Regions from separate parts of the Mus musculus genome. Here region 1 is linked to region 2. A link is a loop called in an ENCODE intact Hi-C map of the cell type or tissue named here. Cell type or tissue: left cerebral cortex. All regions are shown on one strand. Links, peaks and the distances in the headings refer to the core of each region. The heading gives the core; the rest is flanking DNA. Region 1 has its middle 93 kb from the start of Tbl1x. Region 2 has its middle 190 kb from the start of Tbl1x.

Region 1 (6,877 bases), core at 627-5,626, 94 kb after region 2:
ACTGGTGAAGGATCCTGTGTTAGTTAGGGTTTTATTGCTGTGAAGAGACACCATGACCAAGGCAATTCTTATCTAAGAAAACATTTAATTAGGTCTCGCTTACAATTTCAGAGGTTCAGTCCATCATCATCATAGCAGGAAGCATGGCAGTGTTCAGGCAGACTTGGTGCTGGAATAGCTGAGAAGTCTACATCTTGATCTGAAGACAGCCAGGAGGAGACTGTGTCACACTGACCAGACTTGAGCAAATATATGAAACCTCAAAGCCTTGCCTCCACTGTGACACCCTTCCTCTATCAAGGCCATATCTCTTCTAACAAGGCCACACCTCCTAATAGTGACATTTCTCATGGGCCAAGCACCAAACCACCACAAGTCCTTTTCCATGAAAATTATTTATTTTATTTTTAAATATGTATATGTATGGTTATACACATGAGTATAACGCCATGAAAATCAAAAGAGGACATCAAATCCCCTGGAGCTAGAGTTGCAAATGATTGTGAACCACATGACATGGGTACTAGAAACCTAACTCATGTAGTCAGATATATAGCTCAGAGTAGAGCACTTCTTTTTTTTTAAGATTTATTTATTATTATATCTAAGTATACTGTAGCTATCTTCAGATGCACCAGAAGAGGGCATCAGATCTCATTTTGGATGGTTGTGAGCCACCATGTGGTTGCTGGGATTTGAACTCAGGACCTTTGGAAGAGCTCTTAACCACTGAGCCATCTCTCCAGCCCAGAGCACTTCTTTAGTATGTGTGAACATGTGAGTTCATCCCTAACATTGCAAAACAAGTTTAAAAAAAAAACAATTGGGTATGGGTACATGCAAGTATTACATCATTTTAGGCTGGCCTGATGTAATAGCACATGCCTTTAATCCTAGCATTTGGGAGGCAGAGGCAGGTGGATACTTGAGTTTGCGGCCAGCCAGGTCTACAGAGCAAGTTCCAGGACAGCCAGGGCTACAGAGAGAAATCCTGCCTCAAAAAATAATTAATTCATTAATTAATTAAACAAACAAACAAAAACAAATTAAAAACATTATTTTAATGAGAGGCTTGAATATCCATGCTCATTCCTCCATCAATACACAGAGATACTAGAATTGATTAAGGTAAGTATTATTGGCCATGTAGTGGTCTGACATAGTTATAAACATCCAGATCAGAAACAGAACACAACACCAAGCTTTCTTTCTTTCTTCCTTTCAAGGACTCTACTCAGGGCTGGTTAAGTTGTTTGGTCAGTAAAGGATTTGCTACACAACCATGAAGACCTGAGTTTGATCCCCAGCACCCATATAAAAACTGAGCCCCACAGCCAGCACTGGCAAGGTGGAGACAGCAGGGATTTCTGGTGAGCCAACCTAGACAGGTGGTTCAATGAGAGGCTCTGTCTCAAAGAATAAGATAGAGGGGTTCATAATGACATTCAGCCTCTGGTCTCCACACACATGTATACATACATACATACACACACTCATAAAAAGCCTCCTCAAACTTCATAGACCTACAGGCGTTCAATATACACAATAGACTCCACAAAACCCAGGAACAAGCCTACCCCAAACTGTTAAAGCAACTTTGAACACCATGTGTTCATCTGACAAATGATTTTTCATTTGATAACAGGTATATAATGTCTTTGGTCTGTTAATACATGCTTGGATTAAAGAAGTTCTAGGGCTATTCAAATCTCTGTCTTACTCTCTTCCTCCAGTTACTACAACCATCCCCATAAGTGACCAATTCCAAGTCACCAATAATACATCAGTATTGCATTAAGGACAGAAATAAATGTACTTCCCCTTGGACTTACTTAACCTAGTCCAGATTTGAATTCTCTCCATCAAGCTCCCCATGTCTTCCATTCTTTGTTTGTTGTATGAGTCTGAATCTATGCCTGCCTGAAGGCTGTCTTGTGAATCTCTATCTATGTCTGTGGCTACCCCTGCCCCAGTGTGTGTGTGTGTGTGTGTGTGTGTGTGTGTGTGTGTGTGTGTGTGTGTAAGAGAGAGAGACAGAGACAAAAACAGACAGAGAGTCAGAGACAGAGAGACTCTATATGTCCCTAACAAAGGACTGCACCCTTTCTATTGAATAACAGAGAAAGCATCACATGGGGAAGGAATGAGTAATAATTTACAGAGATCTTTCACAGAGTTTTACAAGGGATTAAGTCACTAGTTCCAACTGACCCCAACTGACAAGATAACAAACAATACTACAAGCATCATTGTTTGTCAGCTAATATCCAAATCTTATGTTTAACATTTATTCTGGATATTCATCTTAGAAGGTTGTTTTCGCTTCTGTATTTGCTGCTTTCAGCAAATGATATACATGCATTGTTCTGGGTCAGGGGCATGGAAGATTGCATAGTTTAAGATTATAGCTATGCTTTAGCTTAGGTTGTAAAAATTGGTCATATGGGAAAGTCAAGGTAAGTAAGGTTGATTGCTACATTGTTCTCTTCTTACAGCCAGGTTAATCAAATGGGCTGAGTACACAGTAGGAAAGCAGTTTTAAGTGACCTCAAGGTGTATTAACTCTGGCTGTCAGGTCCAGCAAAAATTCTAGTCTCTTAGGATGTAAAAGATATTTTATCATAATGTATTGCCATATATCACCATTTCTATTATTTGAAAAGAGAGGTTGTTCTCAGATCTTCATTCCACCCTTGACCTCTCTGCCCTGCCTGTCCCTGCCCAAAATAAGAAAACTCTGTGGAGTCACAGGAATGTGTCCATCATAAGCCCTCTTTCTTTCTCAACCATGTCCCTGGGTATAGGGGCTGATTCTTATCTGGTATTTGGTCAAAACAGCAAAAAAGTAACTAATACAGTAAAAGACACAAAATTCTAGAGAGCTGCCCTAGGAGCCCATTAGGATTGTCATTTCTCCCTCATCTCCATGGACCTGGATTCCCACATTAGTGTGATGAACAAGGTCACTTGGGACCAACAGGTGGCAGCACATAAACTGAACAAGAGGAAAACTTAGGGGTTTTGGGCAGATGATTGAGTGAATGAAGTGTTATTTCTGTTAACAGGAGAACCTGAGTTCAGATCACCTGTGCCCACACAAAAGCTGGATGTGGGGATTTGTACCTGTAACTGAAAGAACTGTCACCATGAAGCAAAGTCAAGCCAATCTCTGGTGGCTTGATGGTCTACCTAACTGAAACAGTGAGATATGTGGTCTCAAAAAAAAAAAAAATAGGGTGGAGATATAAGACAAAGACTCCCAATGTCAACCTCTGACCTTCACACACAAGAATGCATAGATAAGCAATACACACATACACACACACACACACACACACACAATGTCAAGTTGATTTTAAGGAATTGTGGATTGTGTTTGCTCCTACACCACAGCTTACCATCACAAAAAGAATCGGCGGGGGGTGGGGGGGCCTGGTGGTGGTGGAATACTATGTGGGGTCATCAATAAAGGAAAGGAAGATTTCATAGGCTGTACTGCAAAGGAATTTTAACTACCTTACCTACTGGTCTTTTTTGCTATTTTTATACCCAATAATTATTCTTCTTGGTATTTTACTAACTTACCAAAAGGGTCTATGTTTTGAACCTATATAGCAAGCAATGATAGGAAAACTTGGATTTTATCAGGTTTAGCATTCACAGTGTATCTCCTAACAGATACTATTATCACATGGGTCCACTAAGACCACATCCAAGCCTGGGAACCCATTGACAATGAACGACAAAGGAATCACCCAGGCAATGCTTAGTTTTTGCCTTGTAGACGTTTGTTTAATCCAGGCTCTGCTATTTGAATGAGCATCTCAAAGCTGGGGGTGTCTTCAGGTTGCATCAGGTGTGTAAATATAAGGAAACTGTTTTCAAATAACAATGAAGTGTTTTGATATAAATTGATGCCATTTCCAGTGACCTTGTTTGTAAAAGAAAACACGGGGAACAATGCAATTGTTTTTTAACTGTAAATTGTTGAGGACTGGGGAGATGGCTCAGTCAGTGAAATGCTTGACAGTGTGAGTATCTGAATCCCCTGAATAATGTAAAGCCAGCTGTGTAGAAACTGGAAGACTAGATAGCCTGGTATATGCAGTGGCAAACACCAAAGAGATCCTGTCATAAACAAGGTGAAAGGTGAGAACTCACACCTTAGGTTGTCCTCTGAAGTCTACACACGCTCCATGTCACCTGCATTCTCACATTCACACACAAGAATACACATAGAAATACGCATGCACATATCCATCATATGCATACATGGAAGGAAGGAAGAAAGGAAGGAAGGAAGGAAGGAAGGAAGGAAGGAAGGAAAGAAAAAGGGAGAGAGGGAGAGTGCAGGGGGTTGACTAGGAACCTGGGTGTGGTGGTGCACACTTATGAGATCAGAGCTAGGGAGGCAAAGACAGATGGAACCCTGGGGCTCACTTGCCAGACACCCTAGCCTGATTTGCACATTCCAGGCCAGTGAGAGACACTGTTAAAAAAGAAAAAGAAAAAGAAAAAAAGAAAAAGAAAAAAAGAAGAAAAAAAAGAAAAAGAAAAAGAAAATGAAAAAGAAAAAAGGCAAAGAAGTACCCAAGGAATCACCAAAGGAAAGGTTGTCAGTTCCTGATCCCTCTAGGATGCTCCTACCTGCATTGTGGGTATGGGGCAGATTTGAAGAAAAGAAGTAGGAGTCCCCTGGAATTGTAACTGGGATGTTCCTAGAACACTTTAAGGCATTATTTTGACAGTGGTGCCATATTGTTTTTAATCTATCAATTTCTAAAACACAACAAATAATTTAGAAATTATTCTAGTTCTTGGGAATTTTCACATTGATAATTTATCGGGAAGCTGTTTCAATGATGCATATTTTAATTACAGAATGAAACAAAATTTGTTCCTAAACTTTTTATATTTTCCCTAAGAATTCTGTGTGGTAGCAATGCTCAAAGGATAATTTTGAGGATAAACATATGTATGTCACATGCTAAGAGAAGTACCTAAGCGCACAGTAAGGCTTTCTCATACTGACAAATCAATGAATAATGAAACAGAAGGAAAATGCCCCCGCCCCATTCCTTCTCCCCTCCCCATTTTCCTTGAAGGAACAGGCCACGTGTTGGAAACTTTTACTTTTGAAATGAAACAAAATGCAACCTGGACAGCAATGCTTCTTCTACATGATTCATAGGCTGCAGAACTCATAGGACATAAATTGTTTCCTGTTTCTCTCTGTACTGAGGAGAAAGCATGAAGCCAGTGATAAATCAAACTTCAATTTAAAATTTTCCTGGGATTTCACTTTCTGCTATGTGAAAACTTCCCCACTCTATCTCTAAGAAATATATTTCTATCTTTTGCTGGGGGTGGGGGTTAGTTTGATTTGGCTTTTGGTTTGGTTTTTGGTTTGGTTTGATTTAAACATGATTGTGAGCAGCTGTGACATCTCAGGACATTTTCCCCCATCACAGTTCCTCTGAATGACAACATGCCAGTTTACAGTGTGTGTGTATGTGTGTGTGTGTATATATATATATATATATATGAGACTGTAATTAGGTGAAGAAAGAGGAGATTTAGCACTTCCACAACTCTCTGGGAAAATCCCTTTCTTTCATTATATCAACAATCCAAATCCCCTGCTGGGGTGGCTTTATCTCTATCACTTCTGTTAGGCCCAGTTTCTCTCCTCTATTTCTTTGGGGTCTTGTTGGTTTGGTTTGTGGTGTTGGGGATGGAACACAGAGCCTGGCTAGTACTAAGCAGGCACTCTACCACAGAGCTGTATCCACATCCCCTTCTCCTTTATTCATAACAATTAAGACAGCATCTAGAAACACATTTTTCAGTAGCTGAACAATTTGGCTATACTGTCCCTTTAAAAAACTTTTCTTAAGCTGGGGGCGTATCTCATAGGTAGAGAGATTGTCTAGTGTGTGACAAGGCTTTCTGGTATATACCTATAATCGAACATTCAGGAGGTAGAGGCAGGAGGATCAGGAATTAAAGGTCATTCTTAGCTATATATGGAGTTCAAGGCCATCAGATAATCACATGAGGCTCTATCCCAAAAGAAAATTATTTATTTTAATTAAACATATAAAATATATTCTTGCTATGTTCGAATCAGTAAGGTGAAGGTACACCAAAGATGCTGTTTCAAAATATATATATGAAAAAGAGATCAGTAGAATAGCTCCATAGGTAGGGCCTCTTGCCTCCAAGCCTGACAATCTAAGTTTGATCCCCAGAAACCACATGGTGTCCTCTGACCAACATATGCATACACAAACATAAATAAGTATAATTTTAAAGTTTTTAATTATTTTTTTTAATCCTGAAAGTCCCTGCAGATGACGCTCACAAGCCAAATCAGGACTTACCTTGGTTTTGCCAATAAACTTTTATAGGCATTTAACCCATGTGATAGCTAATTCTTGGTTGTCAACTTGACTATATGTGGAATTAACTAAAACCAAGTGGCTGGGTACACCTCTGAGGGATTTTTTTTTCTTGATTAAATCATTTGAAATAGGGAGACCCATTTTTCAGTTAGCTGTTTTGAGGTGGGAAGATATACCTTTACTCTGAGCCACAGGTTCTACTTACAGTTTATATATAAAGGGCTTGGAAGAAGGAAGCTTGCTCCTTGCCTACTTGCTCTTACTCTCTCACTGGCAAGTCCATTCCTTCATGGGCAATAGAGCCTACTTTTTGGAATTCAGGTATATATTGACTATCAGCTGAGACATCAAGCCTCGTGGACTGAACAATTCTTGGACCTTCCACTGGTAGACAGCCATTATTGAACTAACCTGGACCACAGCCTGTAACCCACTCTAGAAGATCCTATATATATGCCTGTGTGTACCAAATA
Region 2 (6,877 bases), core at 796-5,795:
AGCAGATGCTGGCGAGGATGTGGAGAAAGAGGAACACTCCTCCATTGTTGGTGGGATTGCAGGCTTGTACAACCACTCTGGAAATCAGTCTGGCGGTTCCTCAGAAAATTGGACATAGTACTACCGGAGGATCCAGCAATACCTCTCCTGGGCATATATCCAGAAGATGCCCCAACTGGTAAGAAGGACACATGCTCCACTATGTTCATAGCAGCATTATTTATAATAGCCAGAAGCTGGAAAGAACCCAGATGCCCCTCAACAGAGGAATGGATACAGAAAATGTGGTACATCTACACAATGGAGTACTACTCAGCTATTAAAAAGAATGAATTTATGAAATTCCTAGCCAAATGGATGGACCTGGAGGGCATCATCCTGAGTGAGGTAACACATTCACAAAGGAACTCACACAATATGTACTCACTGATAAGTGGATATTAGCCCAAAACCTAGGATACCCAAGATATAAGATACAATTTCCTAAACACATGAAACTCAAGAAAAATGAAGACTGAAGTGTGGACACTATGCTCCTCCTTAGAAGTGGGAACAAAACACCCTTGGAAGGAGTTACAGAGACAAAGTTTGGAACTGAGATTAAAGGGTGGACCATGTAGAGACTGCCTTATCCAGGGATCCACCCCATAATCAGCATCCAAACGCTGACACCATTGCATACACTAGCAAGATTTTATCGAAAGGACCCAGATGTAGCTGTCTCTTGTGAGACTATGCCGGGGCCTAGCAAACACAGAAGTGGATGCCCACAGTCAGCTAATGGATGGATCACAGGGCTCCCAATGGAGGAGCTAGAGAAAGTACCCAAGGAGCTAAAGGGATCTGCAACCCTATAGGTGGATCAACATTATGAACTAACCAGTACCCCGGAGCTCTTGACTCTAGCTGCATATGTATCAAAAGATGGCCTAGTCGGCCATCACTGGAAAGAGAGGCCCATTGGACACACAAACTTTATATGCCCCAGAACAGGGGAACGCCAGGGCCAAAAAGGGGGAGTGGGCGGGTAGGGGAGTGGGGGTGGGTGGGTATGGGGGACTTTTGGTATAGCATTGGAAATGTAAATGAGCTAAATACCTAATAAAAAATGGAAAGAAAAAAAAAAAAAAAAAGAGAGACTCTCAATTGAGAAAATGCTTCCATGTGAGTGGGGTATAAACAAGTCCATCAGGCATTTCCTTGATTAATGCTTGATGTGGGAGGGCCTGGGGTCACACATTCAAACCGAGCACAAATCCTGGGAAGGTGGTCCTAGACTGTATAAGAAAGAAGCAGGTTTAGTAATCCAGGAGCAATCCAGTAAGCAGCACTCTTCCATGGCTTCTTCTTCAATTTCTGCCTCCAGCTTCCTACCCTGCTTGATTTCCTGTCTTGATTTTCCTCAGCAATGGTCTGTTACCTGGAAGTATAAAATGAGATAAACCCTTTCCTCACCAAGTTGCTTTTAGTAATGGTGTTTTATTCACAGCATAGTAAACCCTAAGACAATCACCATTACTTTAATCCCTTCCCTGCTGTGTGGAAGCAAGATAGAATGCATCTAAGGGACAGGTCATGACCCTTTGTATTTCTGGTCTCCACCTCAGATATATATATATACAAGTAAGCTTTAGGTACCCAATGAAGAATTTCAGACCAAGTAAATGCAGCAATGCTGTCTACAGAAATACCCATAATTCTGGCAGTTTAAAACAATCTATGGGAGTCAGGAGAGCCCTGAACTTCTCTAGTCACTGGGCTTACCAGCTCCACTTGGCTCATGCTGTTTATCAGTGAAATCAAGGTCTGGGAGAGCAAAATATTAAATCTTCAGGGTTGAAGAAATGGCTCAGCGGTTGAAAGCAATCACTGTTCTTCCAGAGGACCAGAGTTCTGTTACTAGCACCAATGCCAGATGGCTCATGAATGTCTCTAACCGTAGCTTGAATGGATCCAATGACTGACCACCAGGAACACCTATAGTCACATGCATATATGTATACGCAGATACAGAATTAAAACTAGCAAATAAATATTCCAAAAGGATAAAAATAAGGTCTCAAGATCTTGTCAGTTCTTTACCACATAGACTACACTTTCATCTGTGTGAGTTATGGTAGGTAACAACAGATTCAAAACTCAGCTCTCAGCTCATTGACATTCAAAACTTACCTCCTAAAAGCCAATGCTTGATTGCCAACTTGACAAGATCTAGGGTCACTATGGAAACAAACATTTGGGCATATCTGTAAATAATTATCTAGGTTAGGTTAACTGAGGTGGAAAAATGCTCTCTAAATGTGGGTAGTACTAATCTATGGTTTGAGGCTATGGACTTCATGAAAAAGAGAATGTGAGCTAGTGACCAGCAGCAATGTGACCAGCCACCTCAAATCCATGCCATTATGACTTCCCACCGTGCAGACACCCTGGAGCCTTGGGGCAAAATAAATTCTTCTTTCTTAAGTAGCTTTTTGTCAGGTATTTTGTTGCAGCAACGAGAGAAGTTTTTTGTTTTGTTTTGTTTTGTTTTGTTTCACAATAGAGCCAAAGATGGTCGGAAGCGCAAGGTTCAGTGATGCTTGGCTTGGGTACTGTAGCCTCTAGGGTCAGTCGGGGCTGGGTTTCATTTCTTCCCCACAAAAGAAAAGAGGCTTTTATTTTTAGTTCTGAATCCCATTTGGCTGGATGAGAACTCGAGTTTGATAGCTTTTATTCTTCCCACGACTTGATTTCTTAAAAGCAACTCAGTTTGCATCTCATTTGGGAGCTGCTTTTACACAGATCAAAGATAATGACATTCTCAGCCAGTGAAAGACACCATTTGCCAGCTCTTTTTCTAAGACAATTTGTTGGAGCAGATTTTAGGGGAGGCTGGGAAGTGGGGGAAGTACTCCAACTTGCGTTGCTGTGGAAACTTCTGCAGAAGCTAAGAGGGTACTTGTTCAGCTCCTAAGAGAGTGAGATCTTACTTCTTAAAATATCATTCATTTCCACGGTACAAAGATGCAATTAGCCCTGTCTACAGAGGAGGAGGGTTTGCTTTTATCTCCTTTTGGGGCTAGAAGGTCAGGCTGAGATAGAATCTTTTTATTCTCATAATCACAGCAGAGTCTGAAGAACTATGAGCACCTGGAGGGAGTGAAATATGGGAGGCATGAGGTGTCCTATTCCAAAGAATATGCTATTGGCATTAAACTAATGACAACCATTTTGGGCTAAGGATGTCATTGTAAAACAGTCCTTGGCATATACTGAGCAACCTCTGCTACATTTGATCAGAGCCATTGTTTTCTTTGAAACAGTTTGAAGTCCTTGAACAATTAATGAAGCCGTGTACTTCTGCTTTCTGACCCATAACAAACACAAAAAAGGGCATAGATAATCCACTGTCTGCAGGGCACTGTGGAATGCCATGTAGATAGCCAGAATGGTGGGTGACATCGTAAGCACTATTGTCAACATCAGGAACTACATCCTCAAATGAAAAAGTGTTGAAACACAGCCTGAATTTGGGTGTGATATCAGATACCTGTCATTCCAACCCTCAGAAAGCTAAGGCATAATAATGATTTCAAACCCAGCCTGGACTGCATCCTAAAGAGGCAACCTAGACTATACAAAAACATCTTGTTTCTTAAAAAATAAAATGGAGAAGCAGTGAAAAAGTAGTCTTCTTATACTGATTTCATCCTTTCTGCCACTATGAGACCTTCTCAATGCTACATGTCATCCTTCTCATTCCCACGTAACTCAAAGCCTCTTGTACCTCCAAATATATTAACACAATCCTTTTTGTTTATCTCTCTTGATAGATACACACACACACACACACACACACACACACATACACACACACACCTACATACTCATGGACATAGACTGTCCCCCTAAAAATTATCACAAAGAACTTAGTGACTCAAGGCCAGAGAATAGAATATAGAAAGAGAAAATAGAAAGTGAGTTCCCAGTGCAGTGTTACCTAATCAGGTGATCAAGGTCAGCATCATTAGATAACACCATGGGGCTATAATATGCCCATAAGTTTGGGCCCTGACAAAAATCACCTCACCTCTGTTCAAAACCCTTCAATACACTGATCATTGGAGATACATCAAGAAAACCACTGGAGAACATTCTGCAAAAACTTCAAAACATGAAAAATAAGGGCAATATGAAGAAACCTCGCAGCCAAGAACATGAGGATGACCCAACTGTATGTAAGCTGCTGGGCAGGATGGCTGGACTGTAGGCACGCAGGAGGGAGGGAAAAGGTGAGGCAACAGGATTTCTATGAGAAAATGAATAAAACTCAAAGCAAGTCTGGAGTTTAATTCATGATAACAGCCCCCTGATGGTTTCCTAGCTGTGCCAGACACAATTACACATGTGTTATAAATCTAAGATGTGTTCCACAATGTGACATTGATTGATGAGGTAAATCAGCACACAAGTAGATAAAACCAGACTGTGAACCAGCTGACTGATGTGTTTACATGTGTGCAGAATCTTTTCTACAGCCAGCTAGCTAATCCTTTGGCCACCACTTAAGTCAGGGACATACCCGGCCTAATATCATTGTAATTGACTTCTCAGGCAATATTCCTGAGAAATATGGATCCAGATTTTGCCCAAAATCATTCTTTTCCCTGAGGTAGACATAGATCAAATTTTAAATCTTAAAAAAAAAAAAGCCACATGCAAGAACATTCATGTGCAGAGAAAATGTTGATTTTTCTATCCTTGTTTTAGTGTCTCCAAATGCCAATCAATTAGGTTTCTTTTTTAAATTATTGGGGGCCTTTAAAGATTCAAATTGGACGTGACTTGTGGTACATTATATTAATTCCAGGACTTGGAAGGCAGAAACAGACAGATCTCTGTGAATTCGAGACCACCCTGACTTACACAGTAAGTTCCAGGCCAGCCACGATTACATAGTGGAAACTTATCTTTTAAAAAATTCATATCAGGCCAGGTAGTGGTGGTGCATTCTTTTAATCCCAGCACTTGTGAGGCAGAGGCAGGCGGATTTCTGAGTTCAAAGCTAGTCTGGTCTACAGAGTGAGTTCCAGGAAAGCCAAGGGGCTATCCAGAGAAATCCTGTCTCTAAAAAAAAAAAAAATCTATATCAGAGGTAGCATAGTAATGTACACCTATAATCTCATGACTCAGGAAGCCAATATAGAGGGATATCAAATTTAAGGCCATCCTGAGCTACATGATTTCTGAAAAAGCCAAAAGAGGGGGTTGGAAAGATGTCTCAGGAGTTAAGAACATTGGCTGCTTATGCTAAGAACCCAGGGGTTCAGTTCCCAGCACTTATGGTTTTAGAATATTCAGCATCCTATTCTGAAGTCCACAGGCAACAGGTATGCATAAGGTACACATACATACATGCAGCCAGGATAGCCATACACATAAAATAATATAATCTTAAAAAATCATTAATCCAAAAGATGGAGATGGGAAGAAAGAGAGGGAGGGAGGGAGAGCGGGAGGGAGAGAACTACATATCAGTACAAGGTCTTTGAATGTGTATTTTTCTTGGAGGTTGGCACTTTTTTATAACTTTACCCAAGTATAGCATGATGCTATCATAATGGGGGCCTTGGTTCATTTCTTATAGCTTTCTGAATTCAGAAATCCTGGGTAATATGACTGGGCTGTATCACTTCTGGGACTATGCTGAAAACAGTCTACATCAGCTTTCCACAAAGACCCCTGCACATCCATGTTTACTTCTGTACAGTTCACAGTGGTCAAGACAGGGGCTAGGTGTCCTTCAACAGATGACTGGATAAACAAAATGTGCTGTGTACACATAAAACGGCTTTATTCAGCAACAATGAAAAATAAAGCTCTCTCATTTCCTGAAAAACTGGATACAATTAGAGATCATCATATTAAGAAAATAAAGAAAGATAACATGTTTTCTCTCATCTGTGGACCCTAGAATCCATCTACATATTGAATCATACAGATGAGTAGGTGTGAAGGTAGAAGGAGACTAGTTTAGAAAAAAAGCAACTTAGGGAGAAGAGGGAAAGGAAGGAATTCAAAAGGTGGATAATATCAAAAGTATGTGATTATCCTGAATTAAAATATCTTTTAAAAGACCCTTGCAGAATAAGTATATGGAGGGAGGGAGGGAAGGGAAGGGAAGAGGTATATTTATTTACCTTTTCTACCAAGACAGTGTAGAAAGAGAACAAGATCTCACAGGGGCTTTGTGGGAAGCATTTGCAAAATCTCTCTTTAACACCTTAGAAAAACCTGCTCATACTGGATTTCTAAGGGATAATCCTCCACTTACTTTACTCAAAAGTGTCATCTTTCTTTTAAAGTCTCCCAGGTGGCAAAAATACCCAGGTTTAGTTGTGTGTTACTTAAAGAGGAGCAATATGATTGATTCTCCCAAAGCATCCCTAAAAATAACAGGAAGCATAATTCTTTGTGAAAGCTTACCTTAAACAATACAATCACTCATAGCAAAAATGGCTTCTGTGTATGTGTGCATGTGTGTGTGTGTGTGTGCGTGTGTGTGTGTGTGTGTGTGTGTTTTACATCTGTTGCACATTTGTTTGGACATGAGTGTAGTATAAAAGAATATCCTGTGCATAATTTCACCTACTGATTAATGAGTAGAATGTAAATGTGTAGCTAATTTAGAAATAAAAAAAAATGCTGTGACATTCATCCCTTAGCCAAGTGATAAACTGAACAGTACAGACGAAAACTGGGACAGCTTAACCATTAGCTTCCCACTGGATATAATATGTTAAGAAATACATATTGCCTAGGTACTAGGTAGATGGCTTAGTAGGTAGGAGATCTTGCTATTCAAGCATGATGACCTGCATTTGAATATCCAGCA

What was found. Hi-C counts contacts between places; a loop is a spot of excess contacts. Peaks named below come from ENCODE experiments on the same cell type or tissue, not always from the same donor. Only the 100,000 strongest peaks of a DNase experiment are listed, where the experiment ranks them.
Region 1: a loop joins it to region 2, with 2.0 times the contacts of the local background. A loop is called at or near these places in 2 of 42 quality-filtered maps.

What each region holds. Positions count from the first base shown.
Region 1 is chrX:77,415,000-77,421,876 of GRCm38, forward strand. No RefSeq gene overlaps it. Among named protein-coding and RNA genes, the nearest start is that of Tbl1x, 93 kb to the right of the region's middle. In left cerebral cortex, for the core only: a CTCF peak has its summit at 2,968 (motif pointing right); no DNase peak of the experiment used is centred there.
Region 2 is chrX:77,320,993-77,327,869 of GRCm38, forward strand. No RefSeq gene overlaps it. Among named protein-coding and RNA genes, the nearest start is that of Tbl1x, 190 kb to the right of the region's middle. In left cerebral cortex, for the core only: no CTCF peak of the experiment used is centred there; a DNase peak (open chromatin) is centred at 2,834.